Linked DNA regions of Mus musculus: region 2 is linked to region 1. The links are chromatin contacts, found by POLR2A ChIA-PET in ENCODE. All regions are on one chromosome and are shown on one strand. Each heading gives the region's core, a stretch centred on a gene start or an enhancer-like site at or near the end of the contact. The rest is flanking DNA. Distances are from core to core; before and after follow the strand shown.

Region 1 (2,700 bases), core at 4-2,503:
AATCAGGCGGAAACCCAAACCGGGAACTTCAATAATTCGCAGTCACTGAGAGAATGCAGGGCCTAGATTCCCACCTGGATTCTGAACAGCAAAGAAGTTGGGCGGATTAGCATAATTAACAAAAACACCGGTACTCCAATAAATAAAGAGACAACCACAAGCACCCCAAGTAGCGGGGACTATTGGGAAAAAAAACAAAAAACAAAAAACACTACACCAACAGCATAGGGAAGTCACTATAGTCAGCCAAGATAAGGCAGGCAAGTGGGAACTGTCGCACACACCCTTCCCCCATTCAGAAGGAAAGGCATCCCTGAATTCTTAAAATAACTCTAGCTTCCTCTTGGCCAAGGCGTTGGACTACTCCTCTGCGGGCTGACAGAAGTCGAGCTACGCGGGAGGTCAAGCTACAGCCTCTGTGGCAGCCGTTCGACGTCACCACCTTGCCTCGAGTCAACAGGGACCTCAGCTGTCAGCCAACCTTAGAGAGGGGCTGGGTTCAAACCCCCCTTCTCATCCCTGGGGACTCAAGGTCCGATCTGGACACTAAATACTGGATCCCAGATGACTCCCTCTGGAATCCCCACCGCGCTCCCTTTCGGAGTGGACTCAGGCCACTTCTCTCTGCCAGGCAAGAGAAGCTGGAGAGGGGCATGGGAGAGACTTGACGCCAAGGACCCAGGGGCGCCCACCCTGTGCGCACTGCCCACCACGCCTCCGCGCCGCTCCGCTGCGGACACCTGCGGAGTCGCCGCCCCCGCGTCCCCGCTCGATCGCCCCGGCGAGTCACAGTCTCCCAAGGCTGAAGGAGTCTAGATGCTCTCGCCACCCGGGGCCAGCGCGAGCGCCACCAAGAAGCAGTGCGCGACCTCTGCTGCGGGCGCCGTGGCTGCACCGAAACCCGGAGTCCCAAGCCAAGAAAGCGACCTGTGATCCGGTCTCTGACCCAGCCCCGGTCCCTGCCCGGTCCACCCTACGCACCCACCCTGCGCTCAAGCCCCGGACTTACTCGCTCGTGGTGGAAGTTTCGGGGCGGCGGAACTCCACGGTGACTTCGGTTAAAAGCTGTTCACGCGACGGGATAGCCCTGCGGGGCCCGCCTGGGAAGCAGCTGCGGGCCGGTGTCTTAGGACGCGTGACCGGGACTTGCGGGCACACTGCTCGGGGAACAGTGCCCGGCCTGCAGCAACCTATTAGCTGCAGAACGTTGGCCGGGAGGCGCCCAGGCCCGGCTCGGTGGGAGAGGAACTGGCTGTCGCTGGGCTCGGCCGAGAGGTCCCAGCTACTTCCTGGTGCTCGAATTTGCATACTGTGCTGGGAGGGCGGGGAAGTGACCGTTTGGTTCCTGTCCAAGGTTTGGTATTTGGTGTAGCCATCGCTCAGGGTTTTACAAGCAAACAGACTTTGGAGACCCAGACCGCAAGTTGGGAGAGTGGCGGTAGCCTCGGAAACAACATTCTCCCCAGGGCTGCGTGGAAGATCTAGGGGTTCTCGAGGGTCGTGGAAAACGTTCACCTTACTTCACTGTTCCTTAGGACCCAACTCCTCAATGCACTGTGTCTTGGGAGCAGAAGCAGCACTCTCTGTGTGTGTTTGGAGCTTCCAGAGAGAAAAAAACCGGTATCAGCGAGTAGATGTTTGGAGGGTATGGCGAGGGGGAATCTTTGCTTTAACAATCAAAACATCAAATTCCTTAAAGGTGTACAAGGAGTGCTGAAGATATTCACTGGAATGAGGAGTGGGAACTCGCTATGGAGTTAAAGGGCATGCCAATAGCTGAAAGCTTCCAGGAAAATGGAGCTAAGACTACTTATCAAGAACTGTCCTCTGTAGCAGGCTCGCATTGATTAGCATGTGGTCCTGGTAACATTACTGCATTCCTAACAAATGCTGTGTCCTTGTGTTCCTATGTGTACACAGTACTTGGCATACTGTAGGTACATAACCAGTGTGTGTTGTAAGATTGCTTGTTCAAACCAAATTTTGACTTGATAAATGCCCCTTACTGAACCAAGATATGCAATTAGCCTCAGTCACTATGATACCCACTTATGCTAATCTGACTTCTGTTTTCTGGGATTCCCTAATTGCAGTTCAACAGGTCAGAACAGGTACCTTGTAACAAAGTCCAGTACAGCTGTCATTTGTTACTAATGAAGGAAGACTAACATTTGTGAGCACACTGATTCACCAGTTTTGTTGTTTTTCTTTTCTTTTTTTCAGACAGGGTTTCTCGTTGTAACCCTGGGTGTTCTAGAACTCACCCTGCAGATTATGCTGGGCTTGAAACCAGCAATCTGCTTCCCAAGTGCTGGAATTAAAGGTGTGCACCAGCATTTCCTGGCCCCTCCATTTTTCAGTCAACCAGGGACTATGAAGATGGTGCCAGAGATTATAATGGAGCTGAAAAATCTGTATCACTTAGTGGTGTCGTAGCTGTCATAGCTCTTTCAGTGTGACAGTGCAAGACAGATCTACAGCGTTTGTGATGATGCTGATACCAACAAGTCCTCTCTACCGTTGTGGACCATGACTCCTGATTGCATCAAAAAGGACATAAAGTGAGTGACCTGGAGCACATAGGTTTAAGTGAGTGTACGATGTCTACCAGAAGACGAAATCACCAAAGAGCATGCTTCTTAGAGTGCCCCCATCACTAAGCCACAGGAATAACTCCTCAAACAAAAACAGTAGGAAGGT
Region 2 (2,700 bases), core at 112-2,611, 160 kb before region 1:
ACAAAACAAATAGTCAAGAAAGGAAAAGAAAAACAAAGTTAGACTTTTTTCTGATGTTAAGTCTACTAGTAGTCTAAGAGGTCAATGGATTATATTTAAAAATAATTGAACTCGAAAACTCCCCTAACTTTAACACTTACCTAATTGTTCAATGACAGCAAAACTTCATGTACACTGTGAGTCAGAAAGCCAGTTCCTAGTTAGGTCGAATCCCGACCAAGCAAGTGAATCGGTGCTGGCGCTCCCAAAGCTCAGAAGAACATGGCTTAGGGAGTTCTCCTTGGAGGGGAATCAGTGCTCTGGGTTTGGCAACTCGGAGCAAGTAACTTTCACCTACAAAATAATGTTATTTCCTCCTGTGTTGTCTGTAACCCACCTCCAGGCTTACATTCTATTTGACCTTGCGCAGTGGGTAGTGTAGATTAATCTGCACCATCCTCTGCGTCCTAGGACATTTGACCTGAGGACATTTGGCTTTCTTTCTGCTGTACGCAGACACTAATTTTATTATGAACAACTGCTCCGTTCTAAGGAGTCCCCGGAGGTCTCAGCCATCATAACATAGCAGAACGGAGCTCCATCGCAACATAGAGAAGAGAATATTAAAACTGGGTAGATGGGTTCCAGGCCAGGCTGCAGGTACAATGCCCTGTGACCCCACAGAGCACTGGGACTAGAGTTCTGCCTTCACTTAATTGAACTAACTGAAGCTAAACCTGGGTTTCCAGCAGATATAGACGTTTCCAATATTCCTGGAAGCCCAAAGCCAAAATATCACAAAAGGGCATTTCAGCTCCGAAAAGCAGTTTCCGAATAATTTTTAGAATATAAGCTTAGTAATTAATGGGGGGTGGGGGGGAGGTGGGGTGTGTGTGTGTGTGGGGGGGGTGCCACAGCTCTCGTCAGAAGACAAGTTTCCGAAAACCACTATCTCCTTCTACAAGGATTCACAAGATTGAACTCAGGGTGTCAGCTCATGGATGGAGTGCGTTTTCCTGCTAAGCCCTGACTTCTGTCTTCAGCACCAAGTAAATAAATGCCCTGTCACGATCATTCTTCCCCAAGGTCCGTGTCAGCTAACCTCAAAACAACTCTTCCCTTGTCAGACAAAAGCAAGCTGATCGAGTATGCATGCGAAGCATATTTCGCACTGTAAAGACCGTAGGTGCTTGTGCAGAGAGCACCTGGCATGAGTTTTCTCCGCTCCAGCTTCGTCTGTCCTCCGAGTCAGGACAGGGACTCCGCCGAGAGGCCAGAGGGCGCGCGCGCGTCCTCGCCTTTCCCGCCAACTAGGCGGGGACGCAGCCCGGCCTCCCCCACGGCGACCTCTTCGCGGGCGGGGCGGTTCCTGTTCCGGGTCACAAAGCACCCGGATGCGCACGTGCTTTATAAGCGCCCGGCGCCGTCCGGCCCCTCCTTTCTGAGCCCCGGCGGTGCGCGCTACGGAGCTCGGCCAGCCTGCTCCGTCCTGACTCACCGCTGTTCGCTCCTGCTGAGGAACAAGTCGGTCAGGAAGCCGCGCCTCAGCCATGGTGAGGTGGGGGGCGTCGCCACGCGGCCTGGGGCGTCGGCGGGGCTCGACTTGCTGGGGCGCCGGGAGCGCAGAGCCCGGGAGAGGGCTCCCGCCGCGGCGAGGGCCCGGGAGAGGGTCCTCATGGCGGTTGTGTAGGAGTGGGCCTCCACTTACGGGTCGCTGTTTGTTTTTCCCGCCTGGGTGATAACAGGCATTTAAAGATACCGGAAAGACGCCCGTGGAGCCCGAAGTGGCGATTCACCGAATTCGAATCACGCTCACCAGCCGCAACGTGAAGTCGCTGGAGAAGGGTCAGTACGATGCTCGGGGTGGCTTGGTGATCGCTGGGGCGCGGTCGGCGATGAGGAGATACCAACCGTATTGAGTTATAGTGATATTTCTTATACGCTATTCTGAGCCGATAGGCGAACTTGTTTAAAACGCCTCGAGTCATTCTGAGTTAACTGAAAGACCATGCTTTCTTAACCCGCAGTTTGTGCGGACTTGATCAGAGGCGCCAAGGAAAAGAATCTGAAAGTGAAAGGACCGGTGCGCATGCCTACCAAGGTAAGGGACAGGTAGACTCGAGTACTGGTAGACTGGTGGGGAGGGGGAAGGTCAGAGTTTGATTGCCAAATAAATTCAGAGATTAAATTTACATTCCTAAGAATACAAGTTATTAGGGGCCAAATGTCTGGTGGCGATTGAGTATGATACCTTTCTTAAAGCAAACTCCAAAACTCTCTAGTAAAGGTTGCTGAAACCTGTTAACATACAGAGAAAATGGTTCAGAAATGGACTAATTTTGTTTTATTGCAGACTTTGAGAATCACTACCAGAAAAACACCTTGTGGTGAAGGTTCCAAGACCTGGGATCGATTCCAGATGAGGATCCACAAGCGACTCATTGATTTACATAGTCCTTCTGAGATTGTTAAGCAGATTACTTCCATCAGTATTGAGCCGGGAGTTGAGGTTGAAGTCACCATTGCAGATGCCTAAGACAACTGAATAAATCGTCTTAATGGTCAAATTTTGCTGGCTTTTGTTCAGGTTTTTTTTTTTTAATTCATGTTTATGAGTGTAAATGTGTGTGTCACAGGGGTGTCAGATGTTCTTTGAACCACCATGTAGGTGCTGGAAACCCAACCTGCATCCTCGGAGAGAACAGGTTCCTTAACCACTGA

Evidence for each region. ChIA-PET counts read pairs that join two places held with the same protein, here RNA polymerase II (POLR2A).
Region 2: POLR2A ChIA-PET joins it to region 1 with 19 read pairs in Patski. The contact joins the promoter of Rps20 here to the promoter of Lyn in region 1. POLR2A ChIA-PET finds 5 or more read pairs at or near these places in 4 of 5 experiments (Patski and embryonic stem cell).

The regions. Positions count from the first base shown.
Region 1 is chr4:3,676,674-3,679,373 of GRCm38, reverse strand. Lyn (LYN proto-oncogene, Src family tyrosine kinase) reads right to left here and starts at 1,253. Exons shown (of 13, transcript NM_001111096.1): 1 at 1,010-1,253. It overlaps Gm42250 (a long non-coding RNA gene), which reads left to right and starts at 1,266. Exons shown (of 5, transcript XR_881076.3): 1 at 1,266-2,561.
Region 2 is chr4:3,834,316-3,837,015 of GRCm38, reverse strand. Rps20 (ribosomal protein S20) reads left to right here and starts at 1,361. Exons shown (of 4, transcript NM_026147.6): 1 at 1,361-1,532; 2 at 1,725-1,824; 3 at 2,007-2,080; 4 at 2,333-2,700. The coding sequence starts at 1,530. The coding sequence ends at 2,515. It overlaps Gm32823 (a long non-coding RNA gene), which reads right to left and starts at 1,367. Exons shown (of 5, transcript XR_881078.2): 1 at 1,082-1,367; 2 at 141-333. LOC115490074 (a small nucleolar RNA gene) reads left to right here and starts at 1,870; the gene lies at 1,870-1,937.